Regions from separate parts of the Mus musculus genome. Here region 2 is linked to region 1. A link is a loop called in an ENCODE intact Hi-C map of the cell type or tissue named here. Cell type or tissue: heart. All regions are shown on one strand.

What was found. Hi-C counts contacts between places; a loop is a spot of excess contacts. Peaks named below come from ENCODE experiments on the same cell type or tissue, not always from the same donor. Only the 100,000 strongest peaks of a DNase experiment are listed, where the experiment ranks them.
Region 2: a loop joins it to region 1, with 2.3 times the contacts of the local background. A loop is called at or near these places in 3 of 42 quality-filtered maps.

What each region holds. Positions count from the first base shown.
Region 1 is chr8:34,097,851-34,105,850 of GRCm38, forward strand. All of the region lies in intron 2 of Dctn6 (dynactin 6), which reads right to left. Among named protein-coding and RNA genes, the nearest start is that of Dctn6, 6.9 kb to the right of the region's middle. In heart, a CTCF peak has its summit at 3,317 (motif pointing left); DNase peaks (open chromatin) are centred at 3,361, 3,801 and 4,171; H3K4me3 peaks cover 499 bases; H3K27ac peaks cover 3,920 bases.
Region 2 is chr8:33,636,842-33,644,841 of GRCm38, forward strand. Ubxn8 (UBX domain protein 8) reads right to left here and starts at 5,135. Exons shown (of 8, transcript NM_178648.2): 1 at 5,009-5,135; 2 at 1,639-1,761. The coding sequence starts at 5,096. In heart, CTCF peaks have their summits at 1,063 (motif pointing right) and 3,956 (motif pointing left); DNase peaks (open chromatin) are centred at 4,890 and 5,140; H3K4me3 peaks cover 1,931 bases; H3K27ac peaks cover 1,927 bases.

The DNA.
Region 1 (8,000 bases):
GTCTCAATCTAAGGGCACAAGGAGGACAGCTTCTGAGAACTGGGTGGCTCTGGAGGAAGTGGCCACACGCCCACCTCCCACTGATGAGAAAACACCTTCCTCCACCCACACACCCACCTACTCTTATCGTAGGATTGAAGCTATTTTTTCTTTCTGTTTTTGTTTTGTTTTCTAAAGAAGGATCCCACTCTATCTCCTGCTGTTGGACTCTGCCTAGCCCGAGTGCTGGGTCACTCAACGCTATTTTTATTTGTACACAGTGATGAGAAGTAACTCCCTCAGAAAGGAAGGTGGACGGAAGGATCAAGGGGGCAGAGGTGTCACTTTCCAGGATTCTGTGTTATAAACTGTTAATCTGTGGTATATAAACAGTCACTATCTGCTTATAAAAGGCAAGATGCAACACTCTATGTTAAAGGGCAACAGAGGAATAAACAGACTGCAGGAGCGGGAGCGGGAGCAGGAGCAGCTCAGTTGGTGAGCGTGAGCATAGGTGGTGTGTGCAAGGCCCTGCATGGGATTCCTAGTGCCAACGTCTCTTACACACACACACACACACACACACACACACACACACACACACACACACGCCCCGAACACAGAACACAGGCTATCTCTGCCCCTTTGAAGTTGTCCTGACAACTGGGATTACTTAGTGCACCAACTCCCACCCAATTCTATGAAACAGATACGCGTAGCCATAGTTAAACTGCTTAATGTTCCTGACGGATCGATCACATGTACATACCCGCCCAAGAGCTATCTGGATTCTCGAATGAAACACACACACACCAGGTAATTTTAATATGCCTTGACTAGCTTAATGACTGGGCAGTTCTTATCCTTCCTGCTGCTAGCAAACACCCCCCTCTGGTATTTCTGTGTTGAAATCTTTTAAAACCTATATTTCATCTCTGCTACCCCAAACACAATTGGGGAAGTGGCTCATGTGGCCACTCTCCCTGATTCTCACGTGTCCAGGCCTTTAGGTCTGGTCTTTCTTCTTCCCTGTCATAGCCATCTTTGTTCTTTGTTTTCTCCTAGCCCACACAACTCTAAAAGTCTTACCTCAGTCTACCTGCCAAGCTTGGCCATTGGTTCTTTACTGATCAGTCAAAAACCAATTGGGGACAAGGACCTTCAGCGTTTGGACACACAGATTCACAATTAGAACCAATCCCCAACAGATCCGAAGCCTCCAAGGTGAGCAGCGGGGCTCTGGATGGGCTCTCAGTGCAGCTCATTCTTTTCCTGAGATAAAGAACCAAGGGAACTGATAAAGAGAGTAGGGGCCCAAAACAGGGCATGGAGTCCCAAAGCACACAGGCGTATGAGACTGTACAAGTAGCCTTGCTATTTGGGAGAGAATATTCTCAATACACCCACCCCACCCCCACATATATGTATAGTATAGATACATGCCCACACACAAATAGTATAAAATAAATAAACAATCACGACTAAAAATTAAAATAAAGCAAGCACAGAATGGTGGGGCCTGTCTGTGAGTCCTACTCCTTACGGGCCTGACTGTCTAAGTGCAGGGAAAAGCTACTACAGACTAAACACTGTGGCATACTTGAGACCTATAAACACCAGCACATACAAAATCAGTAAGAAGCTTGAAAATAAAACTCGGAGAAAAGCATTCGAACACTTTATGGCTACAGCGCATCTCACATTTCATCAATACACTGTCATTTACCTACCTCATTCCTCAGCATGGCCACTTAGGCATCACAGGCTCCAGGTGCTCAGCAATGCCATCACCAGTCCTGGGTTCTTCTGAGATAACAAGTTCTACACCCTCCAGTGGTAAAAGCCCAAGGAGACCTACAGCTCACTCAATACGGATTTCTATTTTGTTTCAAAATACTCCAAGGGCCACAGTCTAAGTTAGGGTCTTTGTAATTAGAGCCCCAGCCTGTACCCATCCTAGTCTAGAAAGTCTAGACTCTGGTCTCTATCACATATAGGCAATGTGTGTGCTTATGTTCTCTCAAGGGCTGTTTCCACATCTGTAACAGGACGGGAAACGTGGGTTACAAGAAACACTGTTTGAAAGAGATGTCACAGGATCTGACCTGCAGTTCTGAAGGAGAGATTCAGGGGCTGACAGGACAGCCCAGCAAGGAAAGCCACTGCTGCCAAGCTTAGTGAACCAAATTCTATCCCCGAGACCCACACGCTGGAACCCACTCCTGACCCTGACCCCTGACCATGCTCTTGGATGCACACAATATATACAGGAAGACATTAAAAACGACAAGGTTACTGTGTCACGAAGAGCTCAGAATTCCTGAAAACTGAGCAAAGTGGGTAGTTTAGGCCTGAGGACAGAGCAGGGCCTGCTTTCTCCTTTCCTCAGGTGTCATGGTAACAGCTTTTAACTACAGGAGAGCCTTCTGCTTGGTAAGGGATTAAGTGGGACATGGAGATCATTGGAGCCATGACAGGCAGCAGACCTCTGGTCAGAGCTGGGTAAGCAGCCAGAGGCACCAGGCCTCCTGCTGACCCTTAAGTTGGAGCTGTGACAAGCACAATTTGTGAGAAGCCCACCTAAGGATGTATTCTGAAGACTAGGAGCCCCTGGCACTGGTGGCCTGTCTTTCTTTTTTAACATTCCTCTTCCGTGTACCTCTGAAAACAAATGACAATGCTACTTTTTCTTTAAAAATCCATGACAAAGGGCTCCCTGGAGACACTTGCTGAGTTCTATAACGTCACAGATGGTGGATGCTTGAGTGGCACCTGAGGTTGTCCCTGGCCTTGACGTGTGTGCGCACACACACACACACACACACATACCACCCTTCTATTTACAAAACACAGTTTGGCATTGTGGTGCCACCTGCAATCCCAACACTTAGGCGGGGGAAAGAAGATCTGAAGTTCAAGGCCATCCTGGACTTCACAACCAGTTGGAGGCTAGCCTGGGCTACATGACACTCTGTCTCAAAACAAACAAACAAACAAAAACCATAAAAACCAAAAACAAAACAAGTAAAATGAAACAAAGTTATTACATAACAAAATCAAATCAGAATGAGTATTTTTTTGAGTAAGGGTCTCTCTATGTAGTCCTGGCTGCCCCAAATTCAGAGGTGCATCTGCCTCTGACTCTCTGTTGCCCGGCATCTGAACAGTTTAAGCGGATGTTTTCTTGCTGTCATTATTATTTGTTAATCGTGAGTTACTAATAGAACTGGTAACTGGAGAACTGAGTATAAATGTCAGGGATGCTCTCTTGGAGCTAGCACATGGACAGCTTAGGTGAGGCCTTTGGTTTTGACACTACTGCCACCTGCTGGCATCCTGCCCCAACTGCAGGTTGTGGCCCACAGGGACTGAAATAGAGAGGGAAGCCAATCTGCTTTGAGTTGAGAGATGAAAGCAAGTTGGGGAGGCAGTGGGAGGGGGTGCGCAAGAAACTGCACAGCCCCTCGAGTGAGGCTAGCACAGAGCACATGTGACAGCTAAGAGTGTGGTGTGGAGAACAGGAAGAAGGCACAGCTGTGTGCAGTTTCACACTGCAGGCCTGGGACAGGGGGCCTGGCCTTCCGGGCAGCCTTAGCGGCGGGCGGCATGACACCTACCAGACAATCTCCTCCTGGGTGCCACAAACCTTCTACCTAGAACGAGTCTGACTTAGGCCATGTGTAGGGGTCTTAAAGCTAAAATGCTCTTTAAAAACAAGTCCCCATGCCAAGTCCCCTTTCCCACTTGACTCCGCGTGGACCTTCTTGGCGCGGCTCCTGGCAGGGCGGTTTGTATACTTTCTTACTGAGTGTGCTGAAAGCCTCTCTGCCTTATCTCCTTGTTTGGACAAATGTGTCTGGAGTCAGAGCTCCCTTAACTGGCGTATGAGTTATTTTTCTAAACCGCTGGCTGGGCTTCCAGAGCCCTGCCAAGAGGACATTCCTGCATCATGCCTCTTTCCCCTCATTTGGTAAAGGGCGCTCTTCACCTTTGCAAGCTCTGCATACATTTTCATATGTCAACAAATAAACCCAAGCTCTTTCTTTTTAAAATTACACCACTCCCTTGACCCCAGCAGAGGCTCTGGGTTGGGGTGAGCTCTGCTGGTGAGAAGTTCAAGGCCACCCTGGACTTCACAGGGTCAGGTGGGAGTGTCCCACTGTGCCCGGGCTGCTCCTCTTGTGCCATGGGGGTCTGTCCTCACAAGCTCGTGGGCCGGGGCTCCCCTGGGGCCTTCCTCACGTTACATGCCAGCCAACTCTCAGAGGGAGGATTTACAGAAAGTACTTTGTAACAGTCTAATAGAAAACAAGTCTGATCCTATGAAAATGAGCAGGACTCAGTCTGAGCACCTTCCAGTGGCGGTGTGCCTCCCCAGGGCTGGACTTCTATGATTTACCCCCTGCAACAGCCCCTCTGTCACAGCCCCACCCACACACCCCCATTCTGAGACAGTAGGATGTAGGCAGCCCTGACAGAACACACACCTGGCTTCATACTTCTAGTCAGCCTCACTGTTAGAACAAATAAATCAATTTCTAGAAAACCACAGATCCAGTGTAAGGTTCAAATAACTTGAAACACAGGAAAAGAAAACCCTGCCCTCTTCAAACTAATAAAAGTGTAAAAAGATGGGCAGTCCTTAGATTGAGCACCCACACACACTTCTTGGAGCACTCACACACTCCTGTGGAGCACCTCACACACTTCTGTGGAGTACCCACCCACACTTCTTGGAGCACTCACACACTCCTGTGGAGCACCTCACACACTTCTGTGGAGTACCCACCCACACTTCTTGGAGCACTCACATACTTCTGTAGAGCACCTCACACATTTCTGTGGAACACCCACACACACTTCTTGGAGCACTCACACCCTTCTGTGGAGCACTCACACACTTCTATGGAGCACCCACATACACTTCTGTGGAGCACTCACACACTCCTGTGGAGCACCTCACACATTTCTGTGGAGCACCCACACACACTTCTTGGAGCACTCACACTCCTGTGGAGCACTTCACACATTTCTGTGAAGCACCCACACACACTTCTTGGAGCACTCACACCCTTCTGTGGAACACTCACACACTTCGATGGAGCACCCACATACACTTCTGTGGAGCACTCACACACTTCTTGGAGCACCTCACACACTCCTGTGGAGCACCTCACATACTTCTGTGGAGCACACACGTCTGTGGGGCACCCCATACACTTCTGTTTACTGCTCCCCAACTCTCTGGGGAGTAGTTTATCAAGTTCCAACTGCCAACTGCATAGACAACAGGAATGATTTACAACTATTACTCCAGGAACCCGAGCAAAACCAAAGAAAAGCTTGACATGGAAAAGCAAGACATGGTCGGAGAGCTGGAACCAGGTAACTTGGCTCTGATTAAACTTTATAATAGTGTTTATAAAGGAGGAGGGTTTACATCCGAGGTGTTATTTCAGAAAAATAAATACTTGCCAAAAAGTGAAGATATTTTATGCTAAGTGCAACAGTGACAGAAATAATTATCTAAGCCCAAAGTCTGGGAAAAACCACTTCTTTATATACACAATTAAAGAAGCATAAAGTTTGGGGTTAGGAGAGATAAACACTTACAACAATCATAAGATAAAAACGGGGAGACAAACACCGCATAACTGCATCCCTCTCCTGCATCTTTTCCTTGCTTGTTTATTTTTAAAGATTTATTTATTTTTATTTATATGAGTACACTGCTGCTGTCTTCAGTCACACCAGAAGGGGGCATTGGATCCCATTACAGATGGTTGTGAGCCATCATGTGGTTGCTGGGAATTGAACCCAGGACCTCTGGAAGAGCAGTCAGTGCTCTTAACCGCTGAGCCATCTCTCCAGCCCCCTTCCTTGCTTTTAAAATGAAACTGTTTCTAAGATAAATGTAAGCATGTTCACTGCATGCTTAGTGCATATCTGATGCCGAGCATCACTATATGTGTATAGGAAATACACACACACACACACACACACACACACACACACACACACACACACACTATGCATAAAGCAAGCCACTCTGTCGATAAACAGCAAATCATTCCAGCTTTTTTTCCCTAAAGATTTTCTCTATCACTTCTGAGGGAGTAGGTGTGAACATAACCAAAACATGTTCTATGAAATTCTCAAAGGATTAGTAAAACAATTTTTTAACCACTTCATAAGGCTGGGCACGGTAGCACATGCCTTTAATCCTAGCACATAGGAGGTAGGAGTTATATAGTGAGACTGTATGTTATAAATCTATCACAAAAAACTCTTTAATGGCATACCATTACAGATTTAATATTCTAGCTGTATAGTATCAGCTAGTGGTCAAATGCCAGACTGAAAGTGCATGTGGGGGCTGGAGAGATGGCTCAGTGATTAAGAACACTGGCTGTTCTTCCACAGGTTCAATTCCCAGCACCCACACGGCCGCTCACAGCTATTGATAACTCCAGTTGTAGGGAAGCTGGGAGCTCTCCTTTGCCCTCAGCTAGTACTATGCGCATTTGAAACACATAGATACATACATGCAGGCAAAAACACCCATACACGTGAAAAAAATGAAATTATTAAAATAATAAACTAAATACTATCTTTGCCTACATAATTCCAGCATGTAGGGAGGGGAGGAAGACAAGAAAGCCAGAGGAACAAGAGGGGTAGGTGCTAGAGCAGAGCCCTAGGCAGGGGCCATTGTGGGCTCTGAGTGTGAAAAGTCCTGTATGGGCTCGCTGGCAGCACTGTCTTACAGTCTGGGGAAATCTGTAAGAGGCTGAGCCTTGCCGTTCCTAGTCCTGGCCACTTTGTCTCCTGAGTGCAGATAAGGCAGTGTTATACCCTGAGGGGAGCTCTCACCCTCAGGCCTTTCCAGCTGCCACAGCCTGAATCCCTTTAAAGCTGTGATGAGCCCATCACAACCATTCTTCCCTTTTGTGTTCTGACAGTTTCCGCAAGCTTCTGTAAGGCCATTTCAAGTATACATCTGTGTGCTAATGCTGTGGGTATATCTATCCTCTCTATAGATGTACTATATAGCACATATCATAAACTACTTAAAATGAGAAAGAGGAAGGAACCCAAGGGAAGTGTTCCTAGTTAAGGGCACATATGACTTTAGTCTGCCTTTTCTTCTACTTACAGAACAGCTGTGAGCTTGTGTTCCTCCTGAGTGGTGATGAGAGCCACATACACTCTGCAGGTGGCGAGAAATGGAGGACACTGTGACATGCAGGAGAAATCATGGCTTGCGATCTCCTCATGCAAAGTTTGCAGTGAAGACAAAAGTTAAGAGCACAGAAAAGAACCAATCATCTTCCACATCCTGTCAGCTTATAGTCACTCAACAGGTCACGTTTTAAACGAAGTTCCGCCATAGTGGCATGGTCTTCACTGGTCTCGTAAGACAGGCCACTGGCTGGAAGCCTCGACTTATTCCAGGGAAAATGGCATTCTCCACATCCCCCCCATTGAAGAAACTATTGTCAGGCCTCATGATGCACACTTTAATCCCATACTCAGAAGCAGAGGCAGCTGGATCTTCGTGAGTTCGAGGCCAGCCAGGACTCCATACTGAGATCCTGTCTCAAGACCCAAAACCAAACCAAACCAAACCAAGAAACCATTGGTATGTGGGAATAGAAGTGCTGCTGTGTCTGTGCAGGTGACAGGCAGCTGTGACTAAGGATGAGTGCCCATCAGTTAAATCTGCAGGGGCACAGTGCTCAGGAAACAGATCTTACAAACAGGACTGGGTAGTAGATGAGGCACCGGGGACTCGCATGTAAGTTACCCACCATGTGCAGGCTGGTTTCGTCTTGGTGATGGAACTACTGGCCAGACTACACGGTGAGAGCTGAGGGTACTAACTGCAAACTTTCTTGCTCTCACTTCACACTCCCATTCTGCCTGCGATACAACTACTAACTGTCACTCTCCTCTCCTTGCCGGGGAACCCTGACGTCATGGGGACCAGTGTAGCGGCTCCAGCATCAGCTACCTTGTTA
Region 2 (8,000 bases), 460 kb before region 1:
CTAAGGACTGAAAGCAGGGCACCCCGTGCTCTTCATACTTCTACAGCTAAGTTCACAGCAAGCACTGAAAACACATCCATACAAAATCCCCAACGGAAAATCACAATGTTTTGGTTGAATATCCGAATTGAGTCATTTGAAGTATGAGAGATCAAAGCTGAGAAAAGTCCAAAATCTATGACTGGAACTCACCAAAGCACCCACACTGCCATATATTATTGGGTTGAATAATCTTTTGCAATTATGTTTTCTACAGGGCTGATGTGAAAGAGCTATAAGAGCTTTGCACCATTCGTTGTATTTACTTATATTTTAAAAGCAGTAAATCACAGGTTGAAGGGTGTAGCTTGGTCAGTATAATGCTGGCCTAACCCACAGGCCTTGGCTTGGATCCTCAGCACCACACACTACCAACTGTGTTGGTGCAGATCTGTAATCTCAGCAGGCAGGACGTGGAGGCAGGAAGATCAGAAGTTCAAAGTCACCCTCAACTAGACAGTAAATAACAAGCCACCCTGGGCTATCTGAGAGCCTATCTTAAAAAAACAAAAGCAAGGGCTGGAGATGGCTCAGGGGTTAAGAGAACTGGCTGCTCTTCCAGAGGTCCTGGGTTCAATCCCCAAAACCCACTTGGCAGCTCACAACTGTCTTGTGAGTCCAGTTCCAGGGATCTGACACCCTCACACGAACAAAGGCAGGAAAAACATCAATGCACATAAAAATAATAATAATAAAATAACAAAAATGAATAAATTATTCTTTTTAAAAAACCCATAAATTGCCAGGCAGTGGTGGCACATACCTTTAATCCCAGCATTGGGAGGCAGAGGCAGAGTACAGTGAGTACAGAGTTCCAGGACAGCCAGGGCTACAGAGAAACCCTGTCTCCACCCCACCCCCCTAAAAAAAAGAATGAAATGCTAAAAAAAAAAAACAAAAAAACAAAAAAACTGGCTTTTTGTTGTTGTTGTTTTGTTTTTGTTTAAAACGTTATGTATGTCTGTGAGTGTTCTGTCTGCATGTATGTCTATGTACCACGTGCATGCAGTGCCCACAGAGGCCAGAAGAGGGAGTCAGATGTCAGATCCCCAGGATCAGTTAAACACCTTGGGTGCTGGGACTGTAGCTCCGGCTTCTGGAAGAGCGGCCAGTTCTCTCTTTTTTTTTTTTTTTTTTTTTTTAAGATTTATTTATTTATTATATGTAAGTACACTGTAGCTGTCTTCAGACACTCCAGAAGAGGGCATCAGATTTCGTTACGGATGGTTGTGTGCCACCATGTGGTTGCTGGGATTTGAACTCGGGACCTTCGGAAGAGCAGTTGGGTGCTCTTAACCACTGAGCCATCTTGCCAGCCCCGGCCAGTTTTCTTTACCACCCCACCTCTCTATCCAGGGCTTTTGAAGCTCCTAGGGCTGGTGAGATGGCTCAGTGGGTAAAGACACTTGCTGCCAAACCTAAGACCTTAGTCATCCTTGAAACCCACGTGTTAGGAGAGAGCCTAAGGAAAGAACAGGCTCCCACTTGAAATTATTACACATAATAAATCAGTGATAAACCAGTTCTTGCTGTAGAATAAACAAAAGAAAAAATTTGAGTAGAAAAGGTTACTTTTTTTTAGGGGGGGGGTACACTTACCTTTCAGATGACCTTGCGAAGGTTTCAGTGAGTTAAACCAGGAGGTGGTCACGGAAATGACTAAGGTAAGCAGGGCCAGCAGTAGGAATATCCGGCCACTCAGCAAAATGAGATCTTTAATGCCTTAAGAATAAAAAAAATAATTAAACATGTTTCTTTAAAAGAAAGTTTCTCTTTCCTTGGTACTACTAATAAAGGGCAGATTGTTTGCACTAGAAAGCAGAGTTAGATACTAAATGATACAAGCCTCCTGATTGGTTTCCTAAGTCTTCCAGGGCTCTGAAGTTCAACATGGTGGTCACTACCACAACAAACTGTCAGAGAATCATTCTAGAAGAAGCATCCTATTTTAGGAACACATAGTGTTCAGCTGCATAAGGAAATATTATGAGCATTAATAATGCATAAAACTAGCCGGGCGGTGGTAGCGCACACCTTTGATCCCAACACTTGGGAGGCAGAGGCAGGTGGATTTCTGAGTTCGAGGCTAGCCTGGTCTACAAAGTGAGTTCCAGGACAGCCAGGGCTACACAGAGAAACCCTGTCTCGAACGAAAAAAAAAAAAAAAGTAAAAAAAAGGGGGTGGGCTGGTGAGATGGCTCAGAGGATAAGAGCACTGATTGCTCTTCCAAAGGTCCTGAGTTCAAATCCCAACAACCACATGGTGGCTCACAACCATCTCTAATGGGATCTGACACTCTCTTCTGGTGTGTCTGAAGTCAGTGTACTTATGTAATAAATAAACCTTCTTTAAAAAAAGAAAAGACAAAAAGAAGAAGCTTAAGCTTAAAAAGTCTTTATATACTCCAATCTAGCTTTTTTCAAATTATTTTTATTCTATGTATATTAGTTTTGCCTGCAATGTATGTCTATGTGAGGGTGTTGGTTTCCTCTGGAACCGGAGTTATAGACAGGTTTGAGTTGCTATGTGTGTTCTGGGAATTGAATGGGAGTCCATTGGAAGAGCAGCCAGTGCTCTTAACCAGGGAGCCATCTCTCCAGCCCCTAATGTAGCTTTTCAAAGATCATTTCATTTTCACTTCTCTTGGGCATGTTTCAGGGCATCTGACTCCTTGTCCAGGAGGAGGCAGGCTGGAGGAAAAAGAACTTTAGCTTGGCCATTCACTTTAGAGTCTGGGCAGTGATGACATATTCCTTTAATCCTAGCACTTAAAAGGCAGAGGCAAGCGGATTTCTGAGTTTGACCTGGTCTACAGAGTGAATTCCAGGACTGCCTGGGCTACACAGAGAAACCCTGTCTCAAAAAACCAAAAAAAAAAAAAAAAAAAAAAGAAGCAGAGGTAGGCTGATCTCTGAATTCCAGGCTAGTCTGGTCTACAGAGTGAGTTCCAGGTCAGCCAGCTACACAGAGAAACCCTGTCTCAAAATACAAACAAACAAAACCCAACAACAACACACCACACAAAGTGTGCTTAAGGAGGGAGGCAGACATGGAGACTAACCTGCGGGCTTTTGTTTCTGCTTCACCGTATCTCAACTCTGTCCACAATTCATTCATATTCCTTCTGTTGCCCCAGTCTAAGCCATCCCTGTAACTATTCACTACAGCAAACTCTAACTTGGCTCACTACTCTGCACTATAGCTCCATTCCAAAGCATTCTCCACACAGAATCCAGAATGGCCCTTTAAAAAACTAGGGGCGGGAGGCAGAGGCAGGCGAATTTCTGAGTTTGACGCCAACCTGGTCTACAAAGTGAGTTCCAGGACAGTCAGGGCTACACAGAGAAACCCTGTCTCGATAAAACAACAAAAAAAAAAGAGAGAGAGAGAAAAAAAACTATGGGTTACTATAGGACCTGAAAACATGAGGCAGGAGGTTTGCTTCAAGACACAGGCTAACCTAAGCTAATTGAAGACTCAAAAGACACACATAATAATAAAAACCATGCAGGGTAGTGATGATGCACACCTTCAATCCCAGCACTGGGGAGGCAGAGGCAGGTGAATCTCTATGAGCTCAAGACCAGCCTGCTCTATAAAGTGATTCCAGGGCACCACGGGCTGTTACACAGAAAAACTCTAGAAAAAGAAAAGAAAAGAAAAGAAAAGAAAAGAAAAGAAAAGAAAAGAAAAGAAAAGAAAAGAAAAGAAAAGAAAAGAAAAGAAAAGAAAAGAAAAGAAAAGAAAAGAAAAGAAAGAAAGAAAGAAAGAAAGAAAGAAAAAGAAAGGAAAGAGCTGGAGAGATGGCTAAGCAGTTAAGAGCACTGACTGCTCTTCCAAAGGTCCTAAGTTCAATTCCCAGCAACCACATGGTGGCCCACAACCATTCATAATGAGATCTAACGCCCTCTTCTGGTGTGTCTGAAGACAGCTACTGTGTGTACTTACATATAATAAATAAATCTTAAAAAAAAATCAAAACCACCTCCAATTAGTCACTGATCGTCCTCAATAAATCACAGTGCTCTCAAATGTAAAGATTTTAACAGTACTGTAAACTCAAGTATCCCCTTACTTTTATGTTCTACAGAAGGTGATTAACTGATAAGAACTTTTTAGACTATGGAATGGTTCAAATGTTGCAGGTCCAGAGCCTAACCATGGATTATTATGGGCTTTAATTAGCCCACTTAATAGTCACTCATTGTTCACCTATATGCCTGACCTAACTATGCCTATCACATGGAACCTACACAATATATTAACTTAGCCCACAACCTTCTACCAATCCAAAAGTTTATTTTGTGAGCACCTGAGCCCTCTGCGAGAGGTTTTCCTACACGTTGCTGTAACTCATCTCCCTGATGGACCTACATATATTTAAGGTGTTTTGTGACATTTTTTTGGCTGTTACAATAAAAACTTTTGGAACCGTGGAACCGAGAATTTGAAGTAACCCAAATCCGTATTCTCAGAACACCACGGACATTTAGATTCGATTCCAAAATAAACTCTGACCTGCTCTGGGGCAGAGCGCTGTTTTTTAGGCTAACAGTACCTACAAGTCGTTGTGGCAGTAGTGGAGAGTGAGATTGCAAACAGGGTCTGACTTAGAATAAGATTCTCAGAAATGGTACTTGGGGACTCCCTTTCATCCATTCCTTGATCATGACACAAAGGCTTTCACCTGAAACATGGCTCAGCTATCAGCTTATTTACTTCCGGCTCTCATTACTCTTAGAGGCGAAACAGTTCCTATCTGTCCCTGCGCTTCTCACTCGGGTCCCTTTCCAAGCCGACCCTGGCCAGAGATCAAGAGAACTTTTTCCCGCGGAAATGGAGGCGGTTCCGGAAGAGGGGCGGGCGCGATGGATTCTGGGGATTGTAGTCAAAAGCGCGCGGAGGTCCGCGCCGCTCAGGTGACAACACTCCAGCTGGGAGCACCGAGAGGAGAAAGGCAACACTTACCGAGACTCGGGATCCCGCGCCGGAGCTCCAGACACAAGAGAGGGAGAGCAGAGAGCAAGAAAAGGCCCACGACGCCACGAGAAGCCATGGCGCGGAGGGCTCGCTGGGCGCAGTGCCCGCCCCTTCCGGCCGTGCCTTCCGCGAGCTCGCCCCGGAGGCCTCGGGCTGGGAGGAATGGAGGGAGGATGCTGTGCCCTGAGGCTGGGGCGCGGGCCCGGATGCGATTGCTCAGACGGCGCGGGTCATCTCCTTCGGCTGGGACGGTCCCTGTCCTGTGGATCTGAGGCTGGTCACGATGACAGTGGCTTATCAGACTGTGCAGGTCTAAAAGATGGTGCTCAGAAGACTGAAATGACTTAAAAGGGGCGGTTGACGCTGCGAGGCCCGGTGGCCTTGTGTCCCTTGGGGGTAACAGGGCGTTTGGTTCTTAGCTAACTAGTTACTAAGCATCTTCTCTTCCTAACAGGTCCTGCGGGAAGCTTAAAAGTGGGGTCTGCTCCCTAGTGCCTGTTCCTGCCCCACACCCGCGTGGAGAGTTCCCTAGACCTGCCCCCCACTCACTGTTCTCCCTGTCAATGCCTACACGTGTTACAGTTATGACTTAACGTTGGCCTCACAGTGACTTCCCTGCCACTCCATGACTCAGCTCTGGTAACTTAGAGTTCAGGAATGGAGGGCCTTCCCACTGACAAGATTCCCAACTTGGCAAGTCCTCAACCATCAATACCCCCAGTCGCTCTTCAGTTTAGCTTAAGTTCCAAGTATGTGTAAGTTACTGAATTTGTCCTAAACAAACTCAGCCCTGGGATACATGTCCTGTACAGAGACTATCTGATGTCTGGTGCCATGATAGGAATGTCTGTATAGAGTGCTACAGAACCACGTTCTGCAGTGTGGAGAAGAATTTCCTGAGGAGATAGTGACTAAAGTGTGAAGGTTTGGAGTTTGGACTTCGGACACTTTTAACCACAGCACTAGGGAGGCAGTGGCAGATGGATCTCTGAGTTCAAGGCCAGCCTGGTCTACAGAGTGAGTTCCAGGACTGCACAGAGAAACCCTGATTGAAAAAAACAAAAGAAAAAAAAAGTATACAGAGGAGCGTCCAAGACCTTGGAACAGTGAGCCCTAAATGGGTGAATATGAAACCCTCCCCTTAGGGAACCCCAAAGGAGCAGAGGCAGAAAGAGTAAGAGCAAAAGGGATGAAGGGCACGGAGAAAACAAGGCCCTCCAAAGCAAAAAAGATCGATAAATATGTGAACTCAGTGAACTGAGGCAGCATGCACAGAGCCTGTGTGGATCTTCACCGATAAGCTCCTAGAGCCCAAAGAAGTAGACAGCTATCCCCATCCTTAATCCAGCCACTATCTCCAACTGATAACCACTTGAAAAAGTAAATTCTCTCTCCAGGGAAGGCTCACTTGAAAAACATTTGCGATGGTAGACTGAATGGCCAGCAGTGGATGGCCAATACAACCTTAGAGGTTCCTGCTCTTGAAATGTCATGTCAGAGTCCTGCCTTTTTTTTTTTTTTAACCTCCTTTTACCCTAAAGTTCCTTTGTGTATATATTATGGCTTCCAGTTTAGTGTTTTTATGGCATTCCCAAGTGTGCCAACATGAGGCTTTGATTCTTACACTCTCTCTTGGGCTCTTCCCCTTCCGTCTGTTTTCTCTGATTCTGATGTATTAGTTCTATTTTAATTATCCTTTAGAAGCCTGTTTCATATTGACAGGAAAGGTGTGGATCCAGATGGGATGAGAGGTGGGGAGGACTAGGGGGAGGAGAAACTGTAATCAGGATATAATATGTGAGGAGGGGAATTTTATTTTATGTATATGGTGTTATGCCTATATCCCCTAGAACTTGTGAGCCACCAAGTGGGTGCTGAGAATCAAACCTAAGACCTCTGGAAGAGCAGCCAGTGCCCTTAACCACTGAACCATCTCTCCAACCCCCAAAATGTACTTTCTTTCTTTCTTTTTTTTTTAAAGATTGATTTATTTATTATATGTAAGTACACTGTAGCTGTCTTCAGATGCGCCAGAAGAGGGTGTCAGATCTCATTACAGGTGGTTGTGAACCACCATGTGATTGCTGGGATTTGAACTCAGGACCTTTGGAAGAGCAGTCAGTGCTCTTAACCGCTAAGCAGTCTCTCCAGCCCCCAAAATGTACGTTCAATAAAAGGAAAAAAAAATTTAAGAGCACAATGGCAAATTGGACCTAGGGCCATTGGAGATTGCTTTGTAAATAGGCTATGAATCTTATTACTGAGTATAATAACAGGCAAGAGGATTGTGACTGGTTCAGGCCCCAGTGTGATCCCGTTCAAAAATAAATAGCAACAAAAAAACTTTAGACTCAAAGAGTTCAAACTAGGAGGGCACAGTCTCAAGTCAGTAATGAGAAGGAGGCCATTTGAATTATAACAGGATAGATGGATTACACAGCTGGGTTGACTCATACAATGTTCCCACTGGGGCCTGTGTTGATTCTACATGAAGACAGACAAGGAATTCCTTCAGTTCTCACCAGCTTCATTTTGTTCTGCATTCCTTCTGTTTCTTTCCTTCTTCCTGGGTTTCTAGATTAGTCTAGTGAGTGACACCAGCATGTCTGGTTTTAGACCTTGAAATACAATTTTCAGGTCTGGGGAGATGGCTCAGTAGTTAAGAGCACTGACTGCTCTGCCAGAGGTCCTGAATTCAATTCTCAGCAACCATATGGTGGCTTACAACCATCTGTAATGGGATCGGATGTGTGTGTGAAGACAGTGACAGTGTATTTATATAAATAGAAAATAAAGAAATCGTCAAAACTAAAAGATAATTTAAAAAAAAAAATAGAAATTGCAGCCTGGCAAGATAGCTCAGTGGGTAACACCTGAGTTCATTCCAGAACCCACAGTGGAAGGAGAGAACCAACTCTCCCGAAAGTTGTTCTCTTGACCTACACGCGCATGCACACCTGAGAGTGTTCTCAGCATAGAC